2 separate regions of the Homo sapiens genome follow, and region 2 is linked to region 1. The links are chromatin loops, found by intact Hi-C in ENCODE. Cell type or tissue: sigmoid colon. All regions are shown on one strand. Links, peaks and the distances in the headings refer to the core of each region. The heading gives the core; the rest is flanking DNA.

The links. Hi-C counts contacts between places; a loop is a spot of excess contacts. Peaks named below come from ENCODE experiments on the same cell type or tissue, not always from the same donor. Only the 100,000 strongest peaks of a DNase experiment are listed, where the experiment ranks them.
Region 2: a loop joins it to region 1, with 6 times the contacts of the local background. A loop is called at or near these places in 14 of 110 quality-filtered maps.

The regions. Positions count from the first base shown.
Region 1 is chr18:13,636,417-13,647,656 of GRCh38, forward strand. LDLRAD4 (low density lipoprotein receptor class A domain containing 4) reads left to right here. Exons shown (of 7, transcript NM_001378100.1): 6 at 6,943-6,996; 7 at 8,711-11,240. The coding sequence ends at 9,241. Among named protein-coding and RNA genes, the nearest start is that of MIR4526, 31 kb to the left of the region's middle. In sigmoid colon, for the core only: no CTCF peak of the experiment used is centred there; a DNase peak (open chromatin) is centred at 5,275; H3K4me3 peaks cover 1,105 bases.
Region 2 is chr18:13,115,199-13,120,198 of GRCh38, forward strand. It overlaps CEP192 (centrosomal protein 192), which reads left to right. Exons shown (of 45, transcript NM_032142.4): 43 at 1,179-1,305; 44 at 2,387-2,445. Among named protein-coding and RNA genes, the nearest start is that of LDLRAD4, 100 kb to the right of the region's middle. In sigmoid colon, for the core only: no CTCF peak of the experiment used is centred there; no DNase peak of the experiment used is centred there.

The DNA.
Region 1 (11,240 bases), core at 3,344-8,343:
ATTTTAGAAAAAAAAAAAAAGCCCAAAGGAAAATAAAGACTTTTCACAAAGTTGAATGTTATAAAGTTGTTTTTGTTTTTGTTTTTGTTTTTGTTTTGAGATGGAATCTTGCTCTGTCGCCCAGGCTGGAGTGCAGCGGCGCGATCTCTGCTCACTACAACCTCGGCCTCCCAGGTTCAAACAATTCTCCTGCCTCAGCCTCCTGAGTAGCTGGGATTGTAGGCGTGCACCACCGTGCCCAGCTAAATTTTTTTTGTATTTTTAGTAGAGACGGTTTTTCACCATGTTGGCCAGGCTGGTCTTGAACTCCTGACCTCAGGTGATTTGCCTGCCTTGGCCTGCCAAAATGCTGGGATCACAAGCGTAAACCACCGCACCCAGCAATTTTTTTTTTTTTCGAGATGGAGTCTCGCTCTTGTCGCCCAGGCTGAAGTACAGTGGCATGACCTCGGCTCACTGCAACCCCTGCCTCCTGGGTTTAAGTGATTCTCCTGCCTCAGCCTCCCAAGTAGCTGGGATTACAGGCACCCACCACTACACCCGACTAATTTTTGTATTTTCAATAGAGTCAGAGTTTCACCATGTTGGCCAGACTGGTCTTGAACTCCTGACCTCAGGTGATCCACTCACCTTGGCCTTGCAAAGTTCTGGGATTACAGGCATGAGCCACCGTGCCTGGCCTAAAGTTTTTTTTGTTTTGTTTTTGTTGTTGTTGTTGTTTTTTACCCCATCCACTGCCTCCCTATGTGACCTCATGACATCAAGAAAACAGTGCATGGTGCAGATAATCTCTGCTGAGGTTTGTAGTCATGGTGACTGCCTCGGTGGGAAGCTGACTGCCATGCTGGGCTAATGTTTTAATAGCGCAGATAGTCTTTATGCAGTGGCGGGCCATTGGTCTGTGTAGCACCTGGGGTTCTTCTGAAACCAAGTAGCCAGAGCCAGAGAAGAACTTGCCTGTAAGGAGACTCTTGGTTAATGCAGCGCCCAACCTTAAGAGAAAGCTCCTGAAGAAATCTGGAATTAACACAACATTGCTTAAGCTGCCCCCATTCCTCAGCCTTTCCATTCAAAACACCACCTTTGGAATACTGTTTAAAAAAATAAGGAAATGTCAATGAACTTGTTGTCTTTAAAGGAATATCTTAAAAGAGATAATGGAAATTAGGCTGGGCGTGGTGGCTCAGGCCTGTAATCCTAGCACTTTGGGAGGCCGAGGCGGGTGGATCACTTGAGGTCAGGAGTTCGAGACAAACCTGGCCAACATGGTGAAACCCCGTCTCTACTAAAAATACAAAAATTAGCCAGGCATGGTGGCACATGCCTGTAGTCCCAGCTACTCAGGAGGCTGAGGCAGGAGAATCGCTTGAACCCGGGAGGCGGAGGTTGCAGTGAGCCAAGATCATGCCACTGCACTCCAGCCTGGGCAACAGAGCAAGACTCCGTCTCAACAACAAAAAAAAAAAAAAAAAGAGAGAGAGAGGTAATGGAAATTTATCCCCCTTTAACTGTGCATAACAACAGCAAGTAACCATTACCTGTGATGAGAAGAGCTACCTGTTTGCTGAAGCTTATTTAAGGCACTATGCTAAGGAATTCTCATAAATGGTATTTGAGCCTCATGACAACCTCTTTTTACAAATAAGGGAACTGAGGCTGGGAGAAACTAAATGAGCTGCCTGAGATCACAGTTTGGAAAGTGGCAGAAGCTGAGCTCGGTGGCACACACCTGTAGTCCCAGCTATCCGGGAGGCTGAGGTGGGAGGATGTGTTTGAGGCCAGGAGTTCAATGCTATGAGCACATTTATGAAAATGTGCTGCTCTCCAGCCTGGGCAACATAGACTTTGTCTCTTAAAAAATAATAAATGAAAATGTTTTAAATTTAAAAATGAAAAGCATGGCCAGAATTCTAGCCTATGCAATGGCTACCTACCTCAGAGACTTCTTACCCTTACAGATGTATACCTATGCTGATAGTGGTAGCCTCCATCTGTATAATATTAAATTGTCATCAGATAATTCTTGTTACCTTTTTTGTTACTGCCTTTGTTCCAGGGAGAAAATAAGAGAATAAAAACATGCTTGCAAGGCAGTGCACATACAAGAGGCCTCTGAAAGCTGCTGCCAGACCTGTGTGCCCCCAGAGCAGGTGCCCTCTCGTAAGCATCCTGGGGCAGGTATAACAGCCCCTGATAAGTCCTGCTCAGTGCGATGTGGGTCTCAAGGAACTGGTCCTTATAATGGTCAAACATGAGTGATTTGAGAGTAACGTAACTTAAAAAGTAAACTAGAATTCATTCAAAGTGATCCCTAGAGTAATGTCCCTCTAACCCACTGGCATTCCAGGATGCTTTCTTGAGTTTCTTGGGTTTAGAGTGACTCCATGAGCCCTGGGAACTGTGCAGAGCCCCTGTCTCCCAGCCCTTGGGGACATGCAGCACCAGTATCTGTTGGACATGTGCACATCTGCTCACATGTTGCAATGGAAGAGGACTGAGACCCGCTGCAAGGAAGTATTCCGTACATGTATAGTGAGGTCATTAATGAACAGCTGGGTGAATGGCTGCCTCCCTTTTGGTTGTTATTACAAGGAAATAGCCTACAAGACAGGGAATGCATTTCAGCCTGTATGAAGTTATTAACAAAGTTTTGTTCCTATTGCTTAAAATTCTGTGAACTACTTTAAGTATTATCTTATTTCACAGCTTATTTTGAGTGATACAACAATGTAAGCATTAGCCAAGAACATCAGTGCCTTCATTGTTGATTAAAATTGGCCCCATAATGAGTATGCGGGAATGCTGCCATCTGAGCGGCAGCCAGCTGTGTAGTGAGCCCCCTTCTCCCTGAAAATGTTCTCCATAGCATGTGGGGTGAGTGAAGAGACCCCCAACCTAGACAAGGGAGACACATCTTTGTACTCAGCTATCTGCACTCTCTCAGTTGGCACAAGCCCCTTGGAGGACACCAGTCACAGAGTCACACCCTCGTTTGACAGAGATGGAGCAGGAGCCAGCAGGCTTCATCAGCAGCATGAGAGGTTTAAGGGCTAAGGACGGTGACCTTGCCAACAATCAGCGTGTGACAGCCTTGGTGGAATGACCAGAGAAGGCTGTGGAGCGAGCATCAGCTAATGGTACGGGGTGGTTGGGATTCAGCCTTTCTAGAACTCCGGTCAGTCTTCCCATCTGGGTTTTCTGGGTAGCAGCCTGGGGCACAGAGCTGGAATGCCAGCCTTCTCGGGTTTTGGCCTCAAGCTCTTCCACCACAGCATGTTGTAGTTATAATGTCCCCATGTACTGTGTGGGTGAAAGGCCTGGGAAAAAAAGTTTCCTATAAAAGTAAATAAATTGGGGCAGGGGGCAATTGTCAGTAAATAGTTAAATAAATTATTATGTAGTCATAATTTTTGTTATATTATTATACCTCAATAAAGCTGGAAAAAACTGGTGGTGATAGAGGAAAGTGCTTATGTTATACTCTGTGAAGAAGAGAATACACAACTCTGGCCACATTATGGTTACAACTGTATAAATTTAATATATGCAAATGAACAAGCATTAGAAAAGCACTTAAAGAAAGAAACTGGCAAGGTGCGGTGGCTCACGCCTGTAATCCCAGCACTTTGGGAGGCCGAGGCGGGTGAATCACAAGGTCAGGAGATCGAGAGGATCCTGGCTAATATGGTGAAACCGCGTCTCTACTAACAGTACAAAAAAAACAAAATTAGCTGGGTGTGGTGGCGGGCGCCTGTAGTCCCATCTACTCGGTAGGCTGAGGCGGGAGAATGGCGTGAACCCGGGAGGCGGAGCTTGCAGTGAGCCGAGATCCCGCCCCTGCACTCCAGCCTGGGCAACAGAGCGAGATTCCATCTCAAAAAAAAAAAAAAAAAATGAAATCCGTTCAAGTATTAGGATGATGGGACTGTAGATGCATTTCCTCCCATTTTAGATTTTTAATTTTGCTGTTACATTCCTGCAAAAAACAAAAGCCAGGCAGGAAAAGTTCCCATCTCCAGGCCATCCCGTCTGGCAGATGTCCCAAGGCAGGAATGGCCTGAACTCCTCTCTACCAGTGGCCAACTCTCCTGCTCCAGGCTTGGTTCTCAGGCTTTGAGAACCTCAGGGCAGAACACCTTTTTCCACCCCAGCAAGCAAAATGAATAGGTAACAATTGTGCCCTTGTTTTGAGCAACAGGAGCAGATGGGACCTACACTGGTGGGCTGGCCTGGGAAAGGTCCAGGGCTGGCTTGGCCCGGGCAGCAAGGCTGAGGAAGGTGGTGTGGCGGGGAGGAGACCCCAGGGCTGCAGGCATGCCCTGCGTTACCCTCTGCACCCCTTTCCTGGCCTCAGGAACTCTCTGTGGGATGCGTTAGAAGACCTGCCGACAGGCCGGATAAGGCCAATGAGAGAGGGAACGGAGAAGAGGGGCACCTGGGTTCACAGGCCTTAAGAAAGAATTTAGTTACTTATTTAACAAATTAAACAATGTGTGTCACGCATGTAGGTCTGGGAAATGCATTATTAAAAACACACAGTGCAGAGGTGCAGCACCAGCATACGGGTGGATTTGGGACTCTAAAATGGCTTTGGTTGTGTGTGGTACAAGGGAGAATGTATACATGTATTACGTGTGTAGTTTTTTAAAGTACACATATAGAGGAAAAGATGAGACAAGTCTGATGAGATGTCAACAGCAACAATTCTTAGTTGTGGGTGCTGTGAATTTCCCAGAGAGGAGGAGAGTCCTTTAGCTGGGCATGGTGATTTCAGCACTTTAGCAGGCTGAGGCAGGATCACTTGAGCCCAGGAGTTCAAGATCAGCTTGGGCAGCATAGCGAGATCCCCATCTCAATAGATGGATTAGATGGATGGATAGGTAAATAGAGAGAGAGAGAGATACAGATATTTAGATAGATAGCCTAGATTGCTTGATGAATGGATAAGTTGGATAGGCAGAGACAAATGGATAGAGATAGATTAGAAGGATAGATGGATAGATTAGATGGATGAATGAATAGAGAGAAACAGATTAGACAGAGATAGATGGATCCATCGATTGATTAGATAGGTTAAGATAGTCCTTGCATTCAGGCAAGCCACAGCAGGTGCCGCCTAGGGCAGCGGCCTCTGCCCAGACACTCAGTGCTGCAGAACAGGAGGGAGGCCGGGGCCTGTGGCGGGCGAGGGAAATGCGGGGCCCGAGGACTGGGGTGAGGGAGAGAGGCGGCGGCCCAGAGGAGCAGCAGGCGCGCCTCTGGCGGTTTCCTGTCCGGGCTGGCGGGGCCGCCAGTCGGCGTGGGGTGCGGCAAGGGGAGCGGGGCGCTGGGTCAGCCGAGGGCCGGGCCTCGGGGGCGCAGCCGGACTGGACGGCGGCTCCTGTGGGCACTTGGCCGGGTTTGCTGGTTTTTCGGGAAATAAGGCCACTGGGGACAGTCACTACGTTTTCAGGAACCGCTCAGCCCCTCTGAGTGCCCCGCAGATGGACCTGGCGGCGTTCCTGGCTACGGCTGACTGGGCTCCCGGAGCGAGGAGCGCCCCTGCGGGCCCAGCCTGGGCCCTGGGCGGTGGGAGGGCCTCCGCCCCCTTCCCGCTTCCGCCCCGCTGGCGCCGGACCCCCGCCCTCGTCTGTGCCTGCCAGGCCGGGCCCTTCCCTCCCGTCACAGGCGGTCCCTGAGCCCACCCTTCGTCTCCGAGCAGCTGGACCGCCGTATACGTTTGCCACTGATTCCAGGATGTCCCCGAGTATCTTAGGAAAGGGCCGTGTTGGACAAACGCGGGGCTCGGTGTTTCTTCCGCGCCGTCCCTCGCTGCTGGCGCCGGGGCCGTCGGAGGCTCAGTGATGGCCCAGCCCGCCCGTTTCCGAGAATTCCCCAAACGCGGGCCCCTACACGCTGAGTTCGCGCTCTCCCGTGACGGCCGACAGCCCCGCGGACCCTGCTGACAGCCACACTCTGGGCTGAAAAGGGTACCACGCGTACTTTTTTTCCCAGCACGCGTGGGGCCTTGGAAAGAACCTTTACTGAGGCCTGTGGCTGGCCTGTCACCTTGTCAATCTGGCCAAACGTTTTTGAAAAAGGATGCTAACTCACCAGATGTGAAGTTGCATCTGCCCTGTGAATAGGTGGACTGGAGAAGACACTCGCTGGAGGATCCTGAGCCCAGGCTCGGAAAGGGCCGTCCACCTGCGAGCGCGGACTTGCGCCTCTGCTGGAGGCCGGGCAGGGCACGGGCGGGCCCCGGGCCACCTCTGCCAGGGCTTCCTCAACCCAGCCTGCCCTCATCGGGCGGCCACTGAATGCGGTTGGACAGTCATCTTGAATGTATTTCAAGCACACAGGTGTAGAGAGTGAGCCATATTCCACTTCAAATCTAATCTGGCCAGGAGTTCAACTTTTCCATGTTTCCTTTTGTTCACAGCCCTCCATGTAGACAAGAGGTCTGAAAAGGGACGGGCTCTTTCTCGCTCCACGTTTTTTGTTTGTTTGTTTGTTTGTTTATCTATTTTTTGTTTTTTTTTTTTCTTCTGTTTTTTTGATACGGAGTCTCACTCTGTCGCCCAGGCTGGAGTGCAGTGGCAAGATCTCGGCTCACTGCAACCTCCGCGTCCCAGGTTTAAGCGATTCTCCTGCCTCACCCTCCCGAGTAGCTGGGATTACAGGCACCCGCCACCACGCCCAACTAATGTTTGTATTTTTAGTAGAGACGGGGTTTCACCATGTTGGCCAGGCTGGTCTCGAACTCCTGACCTCGTGATCCATCCGCCTCTGCCTCCCAAAGTGCTGGGATTACAGGCTTGAGCCATGGCGCCCGGCCTCGCTCCACGTTTTATGCAGATCCCCGTTTCCAGAAGTTGTGCTTCATGTTTTTAGGTGCGGCGGGGCTAATGATTTTCCTCTGTTTCTTGTTCCCCCCACTCTCCTCCCCTTCCCCTCCGCCAGGAAGGGTGCCTGTGGCCTTCAGACAGCGCCGCACCGCGGCTGGGCGCCTCGGAGGTAAGGGGCCCCAGGAGGTGATGGCTGCGGGGGGCGGGGGGGGTGGGTGGGGATGAAGGGGGCGTGTCCCTGCCACGTGGGGTGGAAGGGGAGGGGCCTCACCACGTGGGCTGACACTTTTGGAGGAAGGCATTGCCTAGAACTTTGGTCAAAAGCGGGAGGGGACTTCCCCTAGAATCTTCCAGGGATTATTCCTGCTAGTCTAAAGCTCCTTATCAAAAACAATTTGAGAATCACTTATCTTTACATGATCCCGTAAGCTTCTACTAATGTGCCTTGGCAAGTGGGCATGGTTTATAAATATCATAGCATGATTCATTCCCACATCTCCAAGTGTAATAATGTGGATTTTAAAATAACATGTTTTTGCCTTTAAGTTAAAAATATTGGTGTGAGAGAAATCAATATCTGTATGTACGTGTGTAGATATGTGTGTATATTAAATGCATGTATATACACATATATGTATACACACATACACATCTATGCATATATGCGTGTGTGTGTGTATGTACGTATATAAAAGAGCCGTCTCCTAGAAGAAACTGGGATGGTAGAACAAATGAGAAGATTTTGTAAGAAATGTACTACCTGGATTCATTTTGAAAAAATAAATTATTATAATCATATTTATTTGAGTAAAAAATATTTTTCATGTCAGTGACTAAAAATAACTACAGGAAACTTTTATTCAGATTCCAGATAACTGGAAAAGTCTAGGAGCCACAAAGAAAAAACAGTCATTTTGGGGGGAATTTGTTAAAAAGTAATTGGCAATGATCTTCTCTAAGTAATTAATAAATCGACCCAATGCTTTGTATCTGCTCCACGTACCACTGTGTGAAGTTATAACTTCTGCTTACTCAGAGTTCTGGCCGGCGCAGTAGCTCATGACTGTAATCCTAGCACTTTAGGAAGCTGAGGTGGGTGGGTCACTTAAGCTCAGGAGTTCAAGACAAGCCTATGCAACATGACAAAACCCCATCTCAAAAAAAAAAAAAAAAAAAAAGCTAGGCATGGTGGTGTGCACCTGTAGTCTCAGCTACTCAGGAGGTTGAGGTGGGAGAATCACTTGAGCCCAGAAGGTTAAGGTTGCAATAAGCCAAGATGGCGCCACTGCACTCCAGCCTAGGTGACAGAGCCAGACCCTGTCTCAAAAAAAAAAAAAATTAAGATAAAAAATTAAATAAAAATAAAAACTCGGAGCCCCTCCTTACTTTTCTGAACCATAGGTTCTAAGTTCTAGAGCTGGCAGGGACCTGAGAAAGCAGGCAGCCCTGTCCTGTCCTCGTAAGTTATAGAGAAGCCGAGGACTGGACGATGTCACTGGTGACCAGATCCAAGTGCAGGCCGCAGTGCTCTTCGCCCTGTGACTCTTGGAGTTCCTAGTGTGTTCTGTTTCCAAGGGGAAAATGCACACGTAGCACGCACAGAAACTCCCAGGAGCCCAAGCTTTCCATTACCCACAGCTCTCCATTGCTCAGCCCTCCTGGATGCGCTGGGATTTGGCAAGGTGAGTGGTCTGTCATAAGGAATCAGAAAAGTACACTTTTTTTTCTGGAATTGGATTTTCCTGTTTTCTTTTTTTTTTTCCTGGGAGATGGTGTTCAAACTGGTAGGAACACACACCAAGCGTAACTTTCCTTGATTCTGACACATTTATGGTCATCATTGCGCTCAAACTGTCTTCAAGCCTCTCCTCTTTTCCTTCCAGATCATGCATGCCCCGCGGTCCAGGGACAGGTTCACAGCGCCGTCCTTCATCCAGAGGGATCGCTTCAGCCGCTTCCAGCCCACCTACCCCTATGTGCAGCACGAGATTGATCTTCCTCCCACCATCTCCCTGTCCGACGGTGAAGAGCCACCTCCTTACCAGGGGCCCTGCACCCTGCAGCTCCGGGACCCTGAACAGCAGATGGAACTCAACCGAGAGTCCGTGAGGGCCCCACCCAACCGAACCATATTTGACAGTGATTTAATAGACATTGCTATGTATAGCGGGGGTCCATGCCCACCCAGCAGCAACTCGGGCATCAGTGCAAGCACCTGCAGCAGTAACGGGAGGATGGAGGGGCCACCCCCCACATACAGCGAGGTGATGGGCCACCACCCAGGCGCCTCTTTCCTCCATCACCAGCGCAGCAACGCACACAGGGGCAGCAGACTGCAGTTTCAGCAGAACAATGCAGAGAGCACAATAGTACCCATCAAAGGCAAAGATAGGAAGCCTGGGAACCTGGTCTGATTCCTTCCAACGTGCACTTCAGCTGGAGAAAGAAACCAAGAAGGGAAGCGGCCGCTGGGCCCCTCCTGCGCACAGTGTTGTTCAGTTTCACATGGTACAAATAAGTAAAACCAAATGAGCAAACACGGTCTTTGTTTCTGATTCCTTTTAGGGGAATTGCATGCAAACTAGACTGAAATGATACAAACTTCCATCTGGTCTGACCGCAAACAGTGTTTATTTGGGGACAGGGGTTGGGATGGGGGTGTGGGCAGGGGAAAACAGAGAACGGGATGCTTTGAAGATACCATGAAATAAAACCCACAGAGGTATTTGATGTATTTAATTGTGAAAGGAGACTTTGCAGATAAATGAGGCCAGAATGGCATGTTTTATAATTAACTGAATAAAGAAGGAAGCATTATTATATATTATTGTGGGGAAGAACCAGCCAGTTCGCTTTTTCTCCTAAGGTGTGGAACTTTTATTTTGTTTTAAAAATATGAATCAAAATTCCTGTGTTGTGTGCCAAGGTATAAAGTGGAGAAGTTAGATGAGTGCAAGGAGCTCCTTTGTGTTGTGATGATGTGTTTTAAAAGTTGCACTATCTTAATGTTGAAAATATTTACAAGGGAACTGTTTTACGTGAAGTTCTGTATGTTGTCTTTTCACCTGTGGATTGTAATCAGGCCCAAGGAATATCCTGGAGTGGTCCCCAGAAGCATCCAAGAAAAGATATTTGGGGACGTAGCCTAACATTTTACCAACTTACGTAAATCAAAAAAGTCATTATTGTTGCAGGAGTTTGCATCAAATAGCAGTGCATCGCTGAAGCTTTTGGAGACTTTTGGATGGAAGATAAGATAGGGAAGATTAAGTTCCAGCATTTCTGACTTGTTATTTTGAGTTACTCTGCTACTCTTAGGCTGCATAGTTTATGAGAAAATGAACACATGCATTTATGGATCCAGTATCATGCAGTGCTGCCCTCATCCTCCAGCAGTGCAATTTCTTCAGTAATTTAGATTTTTTTCACTATAGCATGAAATATATTCAAATACATACCTTATTTTATGCAATAAATTGTTTAAAATGCAAGGTGGTTATTCTGCATACTGTTGAAATATGTGACTCCTCAGTATATTCCCATTGCCTCTCCCCCTTTCCTCGACAGCTTAGTTCAGTTCTGCAGGGCTGCTCAGTTCACAGGAGGCTCCCAGCAGCCACCCCACATCCAGCCTACACAGAACTTCGTGTGGGAGTGGTGTGGGTGGTGGTTTCTTATGCTTTGGAAGCCCCTAGAAATAATGACGGAAGAATGCCATGTTGCTGATCGTGGTAATAAGCCATTGTGGGTTATTGTATGTCACTAGTATTAGCATAGCATTCTTAAAGGAATGCAGTGCTCAAAACCTACCCAAATTCCCGCAGGATTCTACCAAACCCTTCCCCAGGCCAGCTTTTGTACTGAAGGCAAGAACTGGACAGTCAGAGAACAGTGGAGGGGGCAAGTGACTGAAGAGCACCGGGTAAAAAGCACAACATGCAGTTAAAATGCAACTAGAAAACTAATTTTAAATATTGTTAGTTTTAATATTCCTGATATTTACAAATATTCATTCTTATATACAATGAAAAAAATAACTTTCTTCTGCAGATGTAAGCACTGGCTTTTATAAGAGCAGCAGCCAACACGTTTAGCAGACACTGCGCGTGGAGAAGGGCTTATCTGCAGTACACTCTGCCATGTGGAGGGTGGGCCTCTGTGGCCTCTTCACATAACAAGATGAGCTGGAATGATGATTCCATGACTCCCACCTATGCAGCCTTAAAGCCAAATCCGCGTGTGTGTGTTTGTGTCTGTCTGTGGGTCTCGAAGGTGATCCGTCGGTGCGGTGGCTCTGTGCTGTAACTGGAGAGACTGTTCCAAACCCCAAGAGTTGTCTGATCCTAGTCTGTTCCCTTCTGCTTCTTACCTCTGTAGATAGGTCACTGGTTTTTGTTTGTTTGTTTTGAGGAT
Region 2 (5,000 bases), core at 1-5,000, 520 kb before region 1:
GCCCCGCGCCTCCACAGCTCCCTTCTGGAGACACAGCCTCGCCAACCCAGAGCCCACACGGGCTGCGGGGAAACAAACGAGAAACTGGGAGAAGTGACAGAGGCAGCTTGGTCTGTGAAACCTGGGAAGGAGTTCCCTGAAAGGGGACATTTAAGTTGAGGAGGATGAGTGGAAACGGCCTAGGTGAGGAGGGTCGGAGAAGTTCCCAGGAGAAGTTCAGTGTGAAAGGGGAGTGGTGGGGGGCAAGGCCAGAGCTGGGCCTAGGAGGTGTTTGCTTTTCTGGAGAGCTGGGAAGCCAGGGAGTGACATGATCAGGTATGCGTGTGTAGGACAATCCCCTAGCTGTGGTATGACTGATAAGAAGGAGGTGAGGAGGGGCTATTTTAAAGGAGTCCAGGAGTAAAATAGTGTCAAGGAATAGGAAGAGAACAGGCAGACTGGAGATAGGAGGGCCTCTGCAATGGACTGGATAAAGGGGATGGCTGTGAGAGGGTCGGCTCCCAGATACCATTCAGCAAACACAAGTGGAGGATCAGGTTTGAGGACAAAAATCACAAGTTCATTTTTGTATTTGTGGAGACTGAAGGTGTTTGAGCTATCCTGAGGGACCATTGTGTAGTGACTGAATAGATAGGGCTGCTGGGGGGTGCCGAGCTAGGTGTGAGGGGAAGGTCAGATGTGCAGAGAGTTGGGGGTGGAGGGGAGCCTGCAGAGACCCGGGAGTGGCCGGAGAAAGGGGAGGCAGCTGTGCAGGGTTTGGGAAGCCCAGGCAAGAGCCAGTGCCACCACCAGCAAACATTGCCTGGAGGCCACACCTGCATCAGGCACTTGGAGCAGCCTGTGTCCCTGTGATAGTGAAGTACAGTCGGTACTGCAGCGTGACGGGGCCAAGCGAAATGAACTGAGGTAAAGGGCCACCTTCATACAAACTGGGCTTCTGGCAGGTAGAGACCCAGGCTGTGAGGAGAGTGAGGCCTATCCAGCACCCTTTATGAGAGGATTCCTGCTGTCATCCTCTTCACATAAATTAGATAAGTCGTCATTACAAAACTTATATTTGAAAATAAATCACCAGGAAAACATAAATTAATGCAATACTACATAATTTTAATATATAAAAACAGTTTAAGTTACTGTGGATTTCAGATTCTTAACTTTTACACCTATTCCCAAAGCAGGCAGCTTGATGTGACTGCTCGTGGAGTTTATGCCCCAGAGGATGTGTACAGGTTCCGGCCGACTAGTGTGGGGGAATCACGGACACTTAAAGTCAATCTGCGAAATAATTCTTTTATTACACACTCAGTAAGTTGGAAATATTACTATGGGTTTTGGAAAAATACATGCATTCAACTCTGATAACAAACATTTTCCTGATGATTCTGTAGACTATATTTAAGTTGTAAGAATGAGGTAATTTTTCTTTTTTTGGAGATGGAGTCTCGCTGTCGCCCAGGCTGAAGTGCAGTGGTGCGATCTCGGCTCACTGCAAGCTCCACCTCCCGGGTTCATGCCATTCTCCTGCCTCAGCCTCCTGAGTAGCTGGGACTACAGGTGCCCGCCACCACGCCTGGCTAATTTTTTGTATTTTTAGTAGAGACGGGGTTTCACCGTGTTAGCCAGGATAGTCTTGATTTCCTGACCTCATGATCTGCCTGCCTCGGCCTCCCAAAGTGCTGGGATTACAGGCGTGTGCCACCACGCCCGGCCATAATGAAGTAATTTTTAAAAATGCAATATAAGGCCAGGTGCAGTGACTCACACCTGTAATTCAGGACTTTGGGAGGCCAAGGCAGGAGGATTGTTTGAGCCCAGGAGTTTGAGACCAACCTGGGCAATATAGTGAGACTCCATCTCTACCAAAAAAAAAAAAAAATTAACCGGGCATGGTGGCAGGTACCTGTAGTTCCAGCTACTTGTGGGGGCTGAGCTGAGAGGATCGCTTTAGGCTGGGAGGTTGAGGCTGCAGTGAGCCATGATTGTGCCACTGCACTTCAGCCAGGGTGACAGAGCAAGACCCTGCCCCCATCCGCCCAGAAATTCCTTAGTATTTTATTTGAACATAAACTCACTGGAAGTTTATAACCCTTTACTTGAAAATCAAAAATTTGTTTTATATTTTAATTTTTAACTTTTTCTTTTTCTTCTGTACTATTATACACACATATTTCTGGACAACCTTTACTTTAGTTAAAACTAGATTAAATTCATGTTAAAATTTTCTTAAATATGTTTTCATTACATTAGCATTTATTGTACTACCTAATTTTGTGGCAATACCTAAATTTACAAAATGTATCTGTAATAAATAAATGCTTGGTATGCTTATATATGCTAAAAGATCTAATTTTCATAACTTTATAAAGTGTCTTCTATTAAATTCCAGCTGAAGTTTTTGAGTCCCAGAGAGCCATTCTATGTCAAACATTCCAAGTACTCTTTGAGGTAAGTTTATCGCAGATCACAGTGTTCTCATCAGCGATGCAGGACTTTCGTCTCTTGGGAGTTGGGGCTTGTGAGGTCTCCTCTGCTGCAGGTCCTCCATATTCCTCACCAGCACCAAACAGCATTAGGCAGAGTCTCCGCAAGTAGAAGCAGAGAAAAGGAGCCTGCAGGGGGACAGCTCCTGACCGTCCGTGGTGCACTCAGCGGTGCCACAGTGCACAGCATTTGGGCTGGTGTGACTCCTCCCACCCAGGATTTGCAGCCACATAAATCTTAGAGCTGTAATTATCTTAAGATTGACTTTTAGAGTAGTTCCTCTTTCAAATGTTATTTGCACTGGTATGCTGAGAGTCAAGGACTTAGATTTTCATTAACTGGGACAAAAACCTTTCCGAGTTAATTGGGAAAACTTTTATTGTGGTGTTTTCCAGTTGCCATTCTTTAGACACTCCTTACTGTTCTTAATCAGGGCCTCATTTTCTTGTCGCTCTTGCTAATTTTCTTTTCTATATGATGCACATTTAGGTTGAACCTCGAACTGGGTTGTCACTGTTATTTAGAACTTAATAGTTAGGGTTCTGTTGGGCTTAATGCTGAAGAATAATTTTAATTTCATCTTTGAATCTTTAAGTCATTTAATTATTGTAAAGTCTCTCATTTTAGCATTAGGAGACTATTCCAGAAACGTGTTCTATTCTATGAAAATTTGGACCACTCTGCAAACATTCTAGGCCTGCCATTTATGCACTTACTAAGACCAGCGGTGCTGTACAGTTGAAGCTCACAGCCCTGGATACTGGAAAGATGGCTCGATTGAGGACTGTTCCTTCCACCTTACTCTTTCTTTTTATTCGTTTATCTCTCACACCACCTCTTCCTTCTCCTATGGACTATAAAATGTTTTAATATGCTTGAGGGCTAAACCCTTCCTTTCCCTCCCAGGAGACTGACCTAAAGGCACAAACTATAGATTTTAGTTCTGAAAATTCAACAATGAATACATCTAAAAATTATCATAAACTTGATAAACTCTTTGGCCTCAATTTCCTTATTTGTAAAATGGAGATGCCAGTGCTAGCTACTGACAGCATAGAATTGTGAGGAATGTAAGAGACGTGGTAATAATGCCCAGACATAGCAAGCGTCAGGTGTTAACATCATCATCATCATCATCATTAAATCTCCCCTGTAGGTGACCTTGGCTGGCAGGATGCATCAACACTCACTCTACAGATTTTGATAGAACCTCATTTTATTATCAGTGTGTCTTCATTTAATCCCTATGACAACTACATAGAAGAGAAAGGCCCAAGTTTAAAAATCAGCCAAATCCAAGTTTTCCAACTTCTGTTCTCCAAGTTCTCCTCTCATAGTAGTCTGTGGATCTCCAGTTATTGTAGGCTGCCCCAATTGATTTGAGACTAGTGATGCTCTAGTGTGCGTAATAATAGGTTGGAACTACTAAAATACATGGTAGCACAACTGCAGAGGCAATTAGTTTATTCAGAAAAAGATCATTTAAATTTCTAATTGTTGTAACTGTTTTTAGTAACTGAGTACAAATAGATACTGAATAAATTATCCTGAACACTGTTATTATCTAAACTCAAATTTTATCATAACTGCATTATTCATTCTGCTTCCTCAGATTGGTTCACATCCCACATCTTCACCAGCTTTTTGCAGGGTATATTTTTAAACATGCAGTGGATCAATGGAATACTTCTGTTCAAACTGGCATACATCTGTCACAAATTGGAGGGACTTTAGATTTTTATTTCAAGGAGCTCTTCTTACCTTAAAAAATATATTTTTTAGGCTGGGTGTGGTGGCTCACACCTGTAATCCCAGCACTTTGGGAGGCCGAGGTGGGCGGATCATGTGAGGTCAGGAGTTTGGACCAGCCTGGCCAACATTATGAAACCCCATCTCCACTAAAACTGCAAAAATTAGCCACGCATGGTGGCAGGCGCCTGTAATCCCAGCTACTTGGGAGACTGAGGCAGGAGAATCCCTTGAACCTGGGAGGCAGTTGTAGTGAGCTGAGATCACACCACTGTACTCCAGCCTGGGCAACAAGAGTGAAATTCTGTCTCAAAAATAAATAAGTAAATAAATAAAATATTTTTAAAAGCTTCTAAACAAAGTTTCATTTAAAAAAATTATCTTGAAGAGTCTAGTACCAACTTTAAAAAAACAATATTTACCTATACCTCATCCTCATCTGTAGTTTTGATAAAGCATCATTATTTAAAATAAACGTGTCAAATTATGGCTTTATGTCACTGTTCTCCATTTTATGGCTAGGTATGAGGCAGTCAAAACTTTCCTGCAGTTAAACAGTCATTTTCCAACTTTCATTATTGAATACGTTGTCATTTCAAATTCTTTTTTGATGTTATATTCTTTGCTTAATTTGCCTTCACAGATTTTTTTTAAAGAATTGCATTTCTGCCAAAATTTGTGGGCCAATTCAGATTTGACTCTTTCCAGAGAAAGAACCTAAACCTATTTCATCACAATAGTGCTACAGATGGCAGAGTCTATTTCTGATA